Linked DNA regions of Mus musculus: regions 1 and 2 are each linked to region 3. Evidence: chromatin loops called from intact Hi-C (ENCODE). Cell type or tissue: heart. All regions are shown on one strand. Region 1 has its middle 40 kb from the start of Try4. Region 2 has its middle 20 kb from the start of 2210010C04Rik. Region 3 has its middle 9.0 kb from the start of Prss2.

Region 1 (5,000 bases), 270 kb before region 3:
TTTCATTACAGATCAAATTTACATTTCATCAAGTGTCTTTCTAGTCATTTTTACCTCAGAGAGGGGCTGTTCTCATAGGAAGAATTCTTTCTTCCATTCTTGTTGGCTGTAGCTAGCAGAGAATGTGTTGGCCTTTGCTAGGTAGCTGCTACCCAGCAAGGCAAGAATATTTTTACAGAGGACAGAAGTAATCTTCTGAGTGTCAAATGATTAGAATGTGATTTGTCCTTGTAACTATGAGTTTCAAAAGAAAACTGACTCACTGTCCCACTCACACAAACAGAAATTCACCTTGTATGAGAAAGTAGCATAAAATCTCTCAAGAATACTACATGATGTTTCTGTAGCAAACATTTAGGAAAAATAGATGGTTAAAGTAGAAGATGAACAATTCCAAATTGTACACAATAATGATAAAGTTACAGTAAATAGAAACTTGTATTTATTTGGACTAAAGGTGTCAACCTTTTACAATACATATTAGGTTGTCAAAACAAAATGAAATAAAACTCCTGCTGTTTTTTTAAAAGCAAAACAAAAGAAAACTAGAAAATTGAAAGGCAGCAGGCACTCATTTCAAAGCTGATTCTGGGATCACACTTAGGCTGTCAGAAGAGCCAGCCCTGCTGGAGAGACCCATTCTCATAGTCCATAACTTATAGAAAACCAGACGAAGATACCACTGAACACATGGGAATGAAATGTGACAAGGAACAAGGCATCAAAGGAGATATATTAGGTATGTTTTAGGTGTTGAAATAGAGTCAATGTGGAAACATTTCCTATAGGGAGAAATAGGCCAGATTGCTTTAAAAATCAGAGATTTATTGCTCACCCAACCTAAGTGTTTAAGTAGGGATACTGAAATATTCAAAACCTGTGGTTGAATGCAGCATCCATAATCAAGCAAAGCTGGCCACTTCATAACTTCAGGAATGCAGTTGCCCCTCTCAGGTTCCAGTTTCGCATCTATAAAATGAAGTAGCTGACATATGCATCTCAGAACTGAGGAGAAATTTCAAAGAAAGCAATATGTGAATAATTTAACACTGGATCCTCACTGAAATAACATTTCAAAAATATCGTTGGAAAAGTAGCGGTGAGATGGCACTATGCGAATATATGATCATCAAAGCTTGGACCTCTTTACTCATTCACTCATTTCATCATCATTGCCTTAACATGCCCTTCAAGTCAGTATTCTTTGTATTTCCATTGTTGCAGGATGAGACGTACCTGTCTGCTGTACTTACTTGATGAAGTCTAAAACCAATGCTTCACAGAACTAGTTACTTGGAGATAGTATCTTCAAAGCTGTAATTAAGTAAAATGAAGTCACATGGGTGACACCCAGTGTGCAAAATGATCAGGCTGCAGATACAGGGAGGAAAGACCTTAAGGGAAAGGATGTCCATCTACAAATCAAGAAGATAAGCCTCTGGGGACACTGTGTCAGCGAACACCTTCAACTCGCCATCAGAAATGGGAGGAAAATTAACATCTGCCATTTAGAGCAGTATGCAGTACTTTGTTATGGCGATGCTAGTAAACAAACAACACCCAGTTACAAAAACTTGACCACACATTGCATAAGTAACTTGCCCCAAGAATGGGATTCAAGTTTAAACACATAAAAATTTGTCTCCCTTACTATAGTAGGAGCTGTGCTTATCTTAAAGAATACATGGCTTGGCAAACAAAGGATATGTCAGAAAAGGTGCACAAATATGACAGGAAATGTGGAATAGAAGGTTTTTTTTCAGAACTGAATTAGCCTAAGAAATACATACCTAGAAGAAGTTCTGTTAAGAGAAGAACTAGATGAGAGGTCAGAGTTGAGGACTCTGGTTTGTGTAGCCTCCAGAGTTAGGAATGTTCAATTCAGGGTCCCAGAGTCTCAACCCATGGATTGTTGCCTTCATATAGGCTTCCTAGTGGGCTTTCCGGTTGGTTTCTACACTGTTCTAACACAGGCCTCCTAGACTTCAACGTAGACTTCAACAAAACATAGGCACTGAGAACCTAGCTCAGAGAAGCTGTAAGTATTCTGTACCGGGATGTTTTCAGAGTATCAAATCAAATTGGATATCCAGGTAAACAGATCCAGGATAAAGCATAAAGTTTATTCATTATTTCTCTGAAGTTGACACCTTTGAAAATGATGCCCTGGGTGAGTATAATATTTCTCACAAAACCAGTGAGGTCTTGGAGTGTAAGTCAGTGGCAAAGCATTTACCCAGAGTGCATGAGGCCCTACGTTCAGACTACCTACCACCACAACAAAGAAAAAGAATTATCACCCCAGACATTTTAATCTTCCAACCTTAAGAAGGCTCTTAGATTTCTCTGTGCTAGCTTATCAATGTAGCCAATCTTTTCTGTACAAAATGTACAAGTCCAAGTTCACAGTGCCCATCTAAGTGCCTAACTCAGAGAAGCCACCCACATACGAGGACCTTCCTGGTCCTCAATTATCCTCCTTCTCTGTCTTCTCCCCATCTTAATCATATCCTACTCCCAGTTTTCTTGCCTTCCTGATCATACCAACTTTTGTTGACATAATATAAATTAATATACAGCTTGGGTCTTAAAATGACACAATCCCAACCTATTCCACACCTGACTGAAATTGGGTAGGAGGAATGCTACATTCCTTTCTGAAAGATTGAGGGAAAAATCCACACTCCATCCATCTGACCCTCTTCTGTATAGCTAAGGAAGGGTCTATGCTTTTAAGGACCTGTGTGATCAGATTTGGACCACCTGGATGTCAAGGATGTTCTCCCTATACCAAGATCTGCTTATCAACAGCCTCAGTGACTTCTGCAAACTTAAGTCCCCTTGCCTGTTTAATTAAGTATATTCACAGATTACACAATTTAGGTTTTAACTTGGTTCAAGTGACGTTCACTATGATACTCCACTAGAGGGCAGTAACAGATTCTGTAATAAATACATCACGTTGCAAATAATAATGTGAGAGTGTGACAAAATTCAATATATATGCACACGTATTTTGAAAACACACAGATTTAATTTGTATTCTCAGGGTCTGGTGGTAGAGAACAAAGTGATATAAGGTAGAGTATACCTTTCAAACTGAAATAGCTTAAGTGTAAAGTGAGTTGGGACTACAATTATGATGATAATTTTGTTAGTCCATACCTGGGCTCAAAATCATACAAAAGTAAAGATAGCCATGTAGCTGAAGTGCAAAACACATGTTCTTGTACAGCTGTTTAATAAATAGCCCCTCCACTGAGGATAAGATACAAGCTTAGAGTTTTGTGAAGATATTTTTACCCAGTGTGGGTAGACAAGAAACAAGGCCTAGAGTTATGCCTTGAAGAAGGGAGAAGATAACAGATACATATGGCAAAATTGAAAAGTGAAAGAAGAACAGGGAAGACAAGACAGTGTACCTAACATTAGAGTGCAAAAGGGAGAAAAAGATTCCTATTTTCTTTTAGGTCTTATTGTTAAAGGCATAAAATTCTTCCTTGTACTGAAAGTGGAACTGTTCCCTCAAACTTTTAAATATGTTGAGCTTGGGCAGAAGAGATCAAAGGGAAGGTCATACAAAGAGTAGGAAGTAGACAACTTCCTCCTGTCATAAAGGTACCAGGACTCAAGCCAACAGCAGCATCTCAGTGCCTTGATTAATACAGAAAAGGAAAGATACAAGTGAAGCTTCAGGGTTGAAGGCAAAGGGCAGGGAAGGCATGTGTCTGGGGGACTAACTTAACTGGAACAGGACGAGAAGGCAGAACTGGCTACTATCTGGTTGTTTCATTTTGTCTTTTATTTTCCATACTGATATGAAAAGTACTTAAGGAGAAGTGATAAAATTGGAAGTGTAACCATATTCTCTATAGAAGTCGAATCATTGTAAACACAGGAAAAGCCTGATAAATTAGGGTTTAATATGATGTGTACGGGTACAGGGCCAGATTTCTCACCGTAAAACGTGGGTGTCAGAGTTTTCGATAATATTAAATTACGTTCTTCAGTATACTTTTGAGGTTAGTAACTACTTTCCTTTTATTAGGAACATCTAAGCTACATGGAGGATTTCTAAGGCAATACAAACACTTCTGTCGGAAGCTAAATCAAACTTGTTCTCCATGCTTTCTTCCAAAAGAGATTGTAGACAAGAAAAGAAAAACTATTCCTTAGATATGATATGACAACAACCATTCTTCTCTCAATATGCGGAATAAAAACTGATGGGCCTGCCCTTTCTACCACGAAGGAGTGTGGGAACAAAAGTCATAGCCATGAGAACTGGAATGAAGGCCTCCAACTTTCCTGGAGTTGAAAATAATGCAGTAAAATTCTAGAAACCCCAGAGAAGCTCTGGCTGTGGGTGGAAGCCTTGGGAAGGATGGAGGATTCTCTTGTATTTCTTCTCATCCCCAAAATACTTTGTTTCCAACACAGCATAAAAGAAGCTTAAAAGCACACTATTAGCAAAAGAGCACATTTTGCTGCAGACCCTCTGTGTCTCTGGTCTGCGAGGAACGGGATTTCTTAGGCAGATGGGCAAAAGAGTCGGATGAAGTGACAATCAGGCACACACAAGAGAGGTGTTGAATCTGAATGTAATGTTCTGGTTGAGCTTCAGACTTATATTACAACGAATTATCAAAGGATACAAATCACAAAAGACAAGATACACTGAAATTCACCAGTTACAGCAGAAAGGAATTTGCAGGGACTAATTAAATGTTTACATTAGGGATAACAAGCCCTGCCTAGGATCAGCCTAATGCCAGGCAAGAATTTCACACTTTAAGGTTAAAAGCATCAGGGGGTTGTTAACTCTTGACAGGCCTTAAGAGTAATGTGTTATCACAGAGCTCTAAATTCTTAGGTCTAGTAAAACTTATCCTGTCTGGAGAGTTCTCCCTTATCAGGGTAGTATATCAACTTATACTTGATATGGAATGTAGCCTGTAGTAAAAGATTTCTATCTCAGTGAGACTTTTAGTCTCTTTCTG
Region 2 (5,000 bases), 470 kb before region 3:
GTCTACATATCTAGGAGCCACTGGTTGCTTTACAAAGCACCCCACTCTTTTCATGTTTTCCCCATCTTGTCCTCTTAGCAGATTCTGCTAAACTGGTAAATTGTATTAAGGGAAAATATCTGCAAGAGTTATACTTTCTCTAATTTTTTTTTTGTCTTTTGTGTCCTTTCTGCCTATGCAAACAAATGCCACCAAACACGAATCACTTCCATTAACCAAACATTTTTTTTTTTAGTTTATTTTAGAGTGAACATTGTAGTAATTCGATCAAACTTTAAGGGCCAGAGTATGTTTGAGCATGCTTGATTTAGGGTGGAAACACCCTTAAGAAAAGAAAAGCCTCCTGCAACTTGTTCTAGCAACCATATTCCTATTAAGTCCGAGTATGCAAACTCTTCTGAAGCTATATGGCTTTAGTGACCTGGAGGATACCATCCCTTGTTTTTCACACGTAGAAATGTTTACTCCTCAGAGTCTTAAGGAATACCTACCCGTGTTAGTTAGTATTTGCTAAGTCTTTACTTTCATTGTTTATCAACAGGATCCCAATTGGCATCTGGTCCAGAACATTTGAATGACAATTCCCCATGCGTTGCGTAAAATTTGGAACCCAACCAACATTTCAGGGCATCAAGATACTTACCCAAAAGTTTCTCCCCATTCCCCAAAATGTTAAAGACGCGATGTCTAGTTGAGAACTCAAACATCATTTGCAGAATGTGTGAGTCTGATATTTTCCCTCAAATGATGAACACTAAGAGACCAACTATCCACTAGTTACACTGCAGTTTCAGCTGCTGGACTTAGAACTCCTCCGTTTGGAAACTTCTTGAGAATGCCTGTAGCTCTCAGAGATTACTCCTTGCATGGGCCTCAGGCCATGTGCATTGTGTGACCTCTCAGGCTGAGTGATAGTAGGAGCTTGGGTCAGGCTTGTGTCCTCTGTGAACAAAAGCTCTCTTTCCCTGTGAAATGTGCTTCCGAAGCTAAGGGTGTTTAAAGATAATGCCACTCCTCTTCCAGCATTACCCAGAGAGGCCCTTTATGTCCTTGTGGCCTTAGCCAGCCCCAGCATCACTCTCTTCCTGCCTTCTTACTTGTTCATTGGCCACCACTTCCTCAGATGGTGCGTATTGAGAAATTAGTCTGAGATGGGAGTGCCTTGGACAAATTATAATACCCCTCCTATATGTATCCCTCCTTCTAAGACCTCTGCTACCTCCCAGCCCTAGTACACAGCAGATGCTAAATTCTAAAACATTTTTTCTTGTTGGTGTGCTCTGTTTTCTTTTTTACATTTATTTATTTATTTATTTATTTATTTATTTATTTATACTTACTCACTTTACCTCCCTCTCTCACTGCCCTCTTCTTGGTCACCCCCTTCCCCCATCCCCTTTGCCTCTGAGTGGGTGGGACACCTCCTGAGTGTCCCCCTCATCCCGGCACTTCGAGTCTCTCTGAGGCTAGGTGCAGCCTCTCCTACTGAGGCCAGAGAAGACAGCCCAGCTTGAAGAACATATCCCACGTACAGGCAACAGCTTTTGTGATAGCTCCTGTTCCAATTATTTGGGACCCTCACGAAGGCCAAGATGCACATCTGCTACATATGTGTGGGGAAACCTAGGTCCAGCTCATGTATGTTCTTTGATTGGTGATTCAGACATTGAGAGCCCCAAAGGTCCAGGTTAATGGGCTCTGTTGGTCTTCCTGTTAGAGTTCCTATCCTCTTTGCTTTCTTTTGTATTTTGTTTGAATCATAAGAAGCAGAAAGGGGGAATTTATTCACTGTGCTCACATTGGGAAGAGGGTCCAAAAAAAAAAAAAAAAGAAAAGAAAAAGAAAAAAAATCCAGTGACTCCTTGAGTCCATCTTCAGGCTTCCGATAAAGCAGTTTAGTTTCAGCTTTAAACAGAGGGCCAGAGGTATGCATATCTAAACAACCTCCATCAAATGTGATCCTGCCCATCACTGTTTTAGCTCCATCTTTCTGAAAAGTATAGTCTGATAACGTGCAAATCTCTTTCTGGGAGAAAAGTTTTCCTTCTGGTAGGTCCTGTATGATTCCCAGTAGTTTAATATCTTGAAGTCCATTGTTTCATTCTTATGAAAGCCAAAGGGAGGTAGATAATATACAGTGTCTTTTTTGAATGTCTTCACTCTTTTGATTCTGTCGCATAACCTCAACCTTGAGGTGGTATATATTTGTAAAACAAAAATCATCAACGGGCTCCAAGAAGGAAGAAAAAAGATTAAGAATGCTTTTCATTCCACTGGCCACAAGGGGGAGCTGTGGCAATGAGATTCAGACTTCTGAGGAAGGCCTAAAAGAATTCACTGTTTGAGAGAGGGTTAAGAGAAACTTTGACTTATTTATAGCATGGAAAAGTGTGGTCTGCAGAGGCTCTGAACAGTGCTGTCAGGTGAATGGCTAAACACAGACCTCTTTCTGCACTGAAGTTCCAGCAAATGGTCTGACTGACTTCTTTTATGTGTACCTGCATGGAATTAGAAAGTAGTTGGAGATACAAGAACTGGGAACCCACAGGTAGGTGCAGGTAGAGAATACATCTTTGAAAGCAATATATGAAGCTCTAGGAGCTGGGTTTATGGTCTAACTCAGTCAACTCTAGTCTGGTCCAATCTTGCATGATGTGAGCTCCTATGACTAGCAGTGAATGCTGCAGACCAGGGGTTCCTTAGGACATTTGAGCATACAACCAGTGACAAAATCTACTAGTTAGGACGAAAGAGACCAAGAATCTCATTTCTGTTTCCCTCAATGAATTTCCGTTTATATCATCAAAGAATTAGACTAGCAATATCCTGTGGCTGTTCTTCTTCTGGGCAATCCTCTCCATTCTTGGAGAACTATATTTACACAATAATAGGAAACACTTCCTCTGGGCATATGTTCTATTAAAATAGCAACAGCTTCAGAAGATATCAAGAGCAAAGTCCCATTTGGATTCTATTTTCAACTTCTATCTCTATCTACAAATACCCTGGAAACAGGACTGCCCTGATGCAGACATTTTTGATGCTATCAAAATACCCGAAGATAGAAAACCAGAGGGCATTGGCTGCCACCGAGAACATAGGTCTGAGACAATGTGTTTTAACTCAAGACTCTATCTCACTTTTAATGAATTTGGAATTTCCCTTGCTTTGTGGAAATCTGAGGATGTCATAAAATTGCATTTTCTGTGCGCAGTTGCTCAGTAGCAGAAAGGAAGTTCTAGGATATCTACCCATGCTGCCGTATCTATTCCACCATATTGCACAAAGTGAGAGTCTAGCCAAATAAGTTAACTGGAAAATTATCCACTTTTCTTCAAAGCTTATTTATGTAGCTCATCTTAGAACAAAACAAAGAAATACACTGAAGATTGCCAATTCAATTTTCTAAGCTAAAACCTAACTTGCTTTCTGTGTCGAGCTGCTTTCAAAATCCTCTGAGAACACCAGAAAAGGCAAACACATGCATATCTATCATCAAAATTAAAATTTAATAGTGAGGATCTATAATTTAGTGCATGGAATCTCTTGGATTGTTCTCTTGCACACTCAATTAAAATATTTACAACTCTCTCCCAGTAGTGTAGATCATATTGTTACAAATAAATTTTGTTAACTGCTCTTTTTAAGAAACTGGATTGAAATTAGAGTGATACTATGCAATAGTATCAATAACATATGTAATTGTTGTGAGAGGTTGGATGAGAATTTAATAGTTAAATAGGCAAAACAACTGATAATTTGTAAAGGTAAGTGGGAAAAGGCCTATAATGCAATGTCTTCTTTGGTTTGCTCTGAGTTTTTATTTGGAAAACTGGTTGATAAACCTTCTGGCTCAAGATAACATTAATTAGTGTGTATGTTGACTTTTATGGTTTTTTTGCCAGTGAGAATGTTGATCATTCTTTTCTGGGTCAGTGCCACCGTAACATTCCCTGCACTGAGCAGAACAGAACCAGGCTGCCTTGCTCCTTGTTCTGTAGGAGATGTGAGAAACAGTCTGAGCACAGAGAGATGGAACACTTGTGACAATGACATCTCCATGGGTGCCTGTGCCACACTAACCACAGGTGACAGAGTCAGCTGTGAGACTCTCTCTTCACCATGACCTGCCAGGGCACTGTCCCCTGATTTCTCGGGGGATTTCTTCTGATGGAAATCACTCAAGGCAGAAGCAACAGTGGGAGTTTTGGTCCAAGGTGGACGATTTCATATATAAAACAGATGAACATGTAGGCTTCTCCCACTGAGACACACACTGTCTCAGCGTGTGTCTCAGTGGCCAGATAGAAGGAGCTTAAAGAAAGCTAAATTCAGACTCAGTGACAAAATAAGGCCCTGGCTGCCAGTTAGTCCACTTCCTGCTTTCGCTGGTTCTTCTCCAGCCTCTGCCTCATCCCCACTGCTCCTAGATAGTTCTATTTTTAGGTGACAGCCAAGCTAAAATTGCTTCGTTCAACTCTTGTTAGGGATGGCAGAGTCAGCTCTGGGTTCTCTGTAAGGCTGCCCTCTCTCCAGCTTCGCTAGAGCTTTCAGGAAGTAAAATCTGCATCAATATTTGTTTCTGCCTATCCTTCGGGCAAAACTAACAATGTTTTTTTTTAATTATTTAAAAAGTATTTAACAGTATTTCTAACTAACATTGCTTCCTGTAAAGAAGGTTTCCTTGGGTCAGGGTCCGTTCGGCATCATTTCTAGGCACTGCTCACCTGATTGCATCAAGAATATTTACAGAAAATAGGATAGATAATTACTTTAAATCAGCTTCAAGCATTCTCACTGTTCCTGCATGGTCATGATTACATTGTGACCTGTCCCTTACAATGTCCCCCCTCCCACCTCTTCCTTGTTTTCTATTTCTTCTTATTATCTTCCTTCCTTCCTTCCTTCCTTCCTTCCTTCCTTCCTTCCTTCCTTCCTCTCTTACTCTACCTTGGTTTCTCCACCAAACTTTCTCTCTCCCCTTTCCCACCCTCTTTCTC
Region 3 (5,000 bases):
CACCGACAGAAGAGGGAAAAGGTGTAGAGAGAAGACACCATGGAGTAAGGGATCCTGAGAACTGGACATAAGGGCTGGCCAGTCAGAGTAAAAGCAGCCCAGGCAGAACATAGTAAGTCATATCTCAGGGCTATTGGCAGGGAAATAGACATAATAGCATAGAGGGTAGATATCTTCCCAGCTTTAGTGCTTTAACAGCTTATTATAAAGGTTTTATGTCTTTTATCTGGAAACTAAATGATCTAAGGTGGAGCAGAAACCCCCAACTAAATATTTTCAACAATATTCTGATACCAGTGAATAAACTAAACTTGACATATAGGAAGTACACAGTGATTAAATGAAAGAAACGTTAAAGAGGAGTAGAGAAAATTACTAAGTAGACATGATGCCTAGTGAGATTTTGCTATACTCATATACTGATACCTAGCCCAGTGGTCATCAGAGAGGCAACCCAGAGACTGTCCCACCTGGGGATTCATCCCATATACAGTTACCAAACCCAGACACTATTGTGGATGCCGAGAAGTGAATGCTGAAAGGAGCCTGATATGACTGTCTCCTGAGAGCCTTACAAATCCAGAGGCAGATGTTAGCAGCCAACCATTGGACTGAACGTGGGGTCCCTAATAGAGGAGTTAGAGAAAGAACTGAACGAGTTGAAGGGATTTGCAACCCCATAGGAAGAACAACAATATCAACCAACCACACCCCCCAGAACTCCCAGGGACTAAGCCACCAACAAAGGAGTAAACATGGCTCCAGCTGCTTAGATAGCAGAAGCTGGCCTTGTCAGGCATCAGTGGGAGGAGAGGTTCTTGGTCCTATGAAGGCTTCATAGATACCCCAGTATAGGGGATTTGAGGGCGAAGAGGTGGAAGTGGATGAGTGGATGTAGGAACACCCTCATAGAAGCAGGGAGAGGGAGGATGTGATAGGGTGTTTCCAGGAGGGAAGGAAACGGGGAAAGGGGATGAATAACATTTGAAATGTAAGTAAAGAGCATATCCAATAAAAAAAGAAACTCCCAATTAAATATTTTCAACAATATCCCAACACCAGTGAGTAAACTAAACTTGGCAAATAGCAAGTACACAGTGATTAATTGAATGAAACATTAAAGAGGAGTGGAGACAGTTACTAAGTAGACGTGATGCCTAGTGAGACTCTGCTATACTCATATATTGGTACCTAGCCCAGTGGTCACTGGAGAGGCTTCACCCAGGAACTGATGAACACAGGTGCAGAGACCCATAGCCAAACATAAGGCTGAGCTTCTGAAATCCTGCAGAAGAGGGGAGAAAGAATTGTAGGAGCCAGAGGGTTCACAGACATCACAAGAAAACCCCCAGAATTAGCCAACCAGGACTCATAAGAGTCCACAAAGACTGAACTAACAACAAGGAAGTCTGCATGGGACTGCCATAGGCCAGCTGCATATATGTTACAGTTGTTTGCTCAGCCTTCTTGTGATACTCCTAACAGCTGGAGCAGGGGCTGTCTCTGACTCTTTTGCCTCTGTTAGGGACTCTTTCCTCCTACGGTGTTGCCTAGACTTACTGCAGCTTGATATGCCAAGGTTGATTGATGTCCATGAGAGGCCTGCCCTTTTCTGAATTGTAGAACAGGAGGAGTGGATGGGAGTAGGGGGTGGGCAAAGGAGAATTGTGGGAAGGGACTCAGGGAGGAGAGAAGGGAATCTACAGACGCAATGTTAGAAAGGAAGAAGGAAGGAAGGGAGGGAGGGGAGGGAGGGAGGAAGGGGAGGGAGGGAGGGAGGGAGGAAGGAAGGAAGGAAGGAAGGAAGGAAGGAAGGAAGGAAGGAAGGAAGGAAAATGTATTCATAAATTTAAAAAAATAATAAATTAAATAAGGAAAGCCTGCCCCCTGCTGTCCATTTGTGTGAATAACTACAACCTGATTTCTGTCCAATGTTATTTGCACAGGTTAATTTTTTTTATGGAAAAAAAATGAATGAATGAATGAGCAAATAAATCAACGAATAAATAAATAGATAGATAGATAGATAGATAGATAGATAGATAGATAGATAGATAGATAGATAGATAGATAGATAGATAGATAGATAGATAGATAGATAAAGTGTTTTGAGATGCTATCATCTTTACATTTGGCCTCAATGTCCAGATGAGTAAACTAGAAAAACCCCATTAGATACAATGATGCCAAGCTAAATGGTACTATAATCTTCAAGGCCAGATGAAATCAAAATACTCAGCTACATGATTAAAAGAAAACGCTGGCTCAGTGAGTCCATCATTGCTAGGGAAAGGGGTTGAGTGAGATGTCAAAAGGTGAAAAAAGATATCAAATAAAATGTACAGCTCAATGGGAAAAAAAGAGAAAAGGATAGACTTTGTCACCTTAAGATAGTTAACTGTGGTTGGCCTTCTTAAGCAGGCTTACAGTAGAGTTTTAAGGTCTGCCGCTAGTGATGAGACAGACTGTCTCTGCTTTGCCCAGTTCAGAGCACCAGCAGCTAGCACTCTGGTCTTATCCTAGTCTTACAACTTTTTGTTTGGCCCAGGGTTGAGGAGCTGGTCGCAGTCCTCCCACTGTGACAAAGCATACACAAGAACCCCTTCTGGTTATTTATTTAGCATTGTTAACAAACCCAGCCCTAGATATTTTTATTCACAGGCTCGTGAAAAATTATCTAGAGATCTGAACCTTGACAAGCTTCGCTGGGCCTCTCTGAACAAGCATAGGATCATGCAACAATGCCTTACACATACCAATCTTTGGAGATAGTAATAACTTAAAACTAAGTCCTTTCGGCAGAAAAATTTCATATATTTTATAGAAATGACATTTTATTGGTTTTCCTTCCTTTTATACTGATTTTAAATTTTTATTTAGAACAAATAATATAGCTATACGGCTCCAAAACTGAAATCTCACCATTAAGCCATCAATGAGAAATGGCCCTGTGCTCTGCTTCTGTGCACTCTGCCTGCTTGTGGTGGGCAATTGCTTTCAATAGATTGTCTTACTTTTTACCAGAATTTCTTTTTTGTTGTTGTTTTGTTTTGCAATTCTGAGGAATCAAACCCCAAGTTCTCAATCATTTCATGCAGTCAGCCTACCAATAAATTAGTGTCAGCCCTCTGCCCAGTGTTTCTCTATGAAGTCTTTTACTGGGATACTTATTAGTTAATTCTTATGCCCTGTCTCTTTTGCTAAACAGAAGGTAGCACACTTCTATAAAACTCTGCAGTTGGCTTTTTCCCAGTTACCTGTGTGAGAGAGAACACACTGACATGATACAAATATTCCACACTCATTTAAACATTTTTACTTTTCAAGCTATTTGAACTTGTGGAAAGAGTCTACTCTGTAGACCATGCTGGCTGTGTTTATAACAATCCTCCTGCCTCAGCCTCCCAAGTACTAAATGTTTCATTTGTATGCAACTATACCTACAAAGTAAATTTCCTTGGGTTGTGTTTCTGGATAAAAACAAAAATGCATTTATAGCTTCATAGTTGTTTTCTAGTTATTTTCTATACAGATTGTTTTATTAAGTTAGCATTCCTATTAGCAACAAATATACTAAAGTCTTTACTTCACTGCAGATTCCCCAGGAAAGCAGTCTCTAATAACCCAGTTTTCTCAAATTGCTGATAGGCGTGATTTCAATGACATTTTTCCTTTGTGTGTCATTGTGAAAACTTTTCCCTACACTTAAGCATCATTTTGATTTCTCTTTCTCCAAAACATCTGGTATTTGCCTTTTTTACTTTATGTATTTATTTTAGCTATTGAATTATCTTATTGATTACTAGCTCTGACGGTGAGAATTGGAAATGTTTTCCCATGTTTTTAGTTAGCTTTTGATTCTGTTTCTTTCTCTTTTTTTTTTCCATTCAAATGTGACAAAATTTCATAGTCGTCTGTCTTTTCATCATCTGGGTCTTAAGTCACCACTTGACAGGCAATAATATGAAGCATCACTAGGGGGAAAGATACCCAAAGCGTGCAAAGGCAGGTTGAATTTTGGAATATGATTGTCTGGTTTTGAGACTAAGTCCCAAAATACAGCCCTAGCTGACCCGAAACTCCATCCTGAGACTAGGCTCAAACTCACAGACTTGCCTGTTTCTGCTTCCACAGTGCTAGGATGTATGTATGTGCCTCCATCCCCAGCCAGATTCTTCTTGAAACAGGAAAATTGAAATATCTACTAATGCATTGAAAAGACTTCAGAGAAGACGACCATGTAGCTGTGATCACATGACCTTGCAATTATATTAGAATGATTTCCAAACTGTGTCTCTACCCAGCTTACATGGGGACTTGTCCTTAACTCCCTTTACCTAGCAAGATAGGTACTAACGTGGTAGGAAACACATGTGGTTACATCACGTCATTTCACACTCGTTGTTAGAAATGTGGTGCATTCTTCACCACCGTTCTAAGAAGTCCAGAGCCTAAGTTAGCCCCTTGAAAAGGCTCAAATTTGTCACACACAGAGTCTTGATTGTGGGACAAGGTATAACCTCTGAGTGACGCACAGCCTTAGGGCAAGGGCAAAGCTAGGCTAGATTGGGGGCTGTTACTTCTTCATAGGGTGGTTCCCTTATATGACAAAAATTTGAGAAGGGCGGATACAAGAGGGAATCCAGCCCCTTCAGCAAAGATCATTTCAATGACACCCAGCGCCAAGAAAAAAGAACATTCAAAAGAAGAACAGGGGGTAAAGAGGAAACCCCTGCATTAGCTCGCATCTTACCACCACCTTGCACAATGGGGGTCGGGGGGGGATGTCACCTTCCTTATCTTCAACTCCCCCCCAGAGGAGCAGCTTATCTGGTGGTTTCTTCCAGCCCTCAAGGGGTAGACCTATGGGAGGGTCCTTTTTTGTATAAAGCTGTAACATTGTGGGGACAGGGGGCCACGGTGATTCAATTCTATGGGAAGCCTTTACAAAAACCATTCTGTCTGTCCCAAGGCCCACAGTCCTCTACTCTTCTCCTGGG

What was found. A loop is a pair of places that touch in the nucleus more often than their neighbours do. Peaks named below come from ENCODE experiments on the same cell type or tissue, not always from the same donor. Only the 100,000 strongest peaks of a DNase experiment are listed, where the experiment ranks them.
Region 1: it touches region 3 in a loop (6-fold over the local background); 18 of 42 quality-filtered maps call a loop at or near these places.
Region 2: it touches region 3 in a loop (2.9-fold over the local background); 3 of 42 quality-filtered maps call a loop at or near these places.

The regions. Positions count from the first base shown.
Region 1 is chr6:41,260,087-41,265,086 of GRCm38, forward strand. It overlaps Tcrb. Among named protein-coding and RNA genes, the nearest start is that of Try4, 40 kb to the right of the region's middle. In heart, a CTCF peak has its summit at 2,920 (motif pointing right); no DNase peak of the experiment used is centred here.
Region 2 is chr6:41,053,471-41,058,470 of GRCm38, forward strand. It overlaps Tcrb. Among named protein-coding and RNA genes, the nearest start is that of 2210010C04Rik, 20 kb to the left of the region's middle. In heart, a CTCF peak has its summit at 2,280 (motif pointing right); no DNase peak of the experiment used is centred here.
Region 3 is chr6:41,528,297-41,533,296 of GRCm38, forward strand. It overlaps Tcrb and Trbd1. Among named protein-coding and RNA genes, the nearest start is that of Prss2, 9.0 kb to the left of the region's middle. In heart, a CTCF peak has its summit at 1,902 (motif pointing left); no DNase peak of the experiment used is centred here.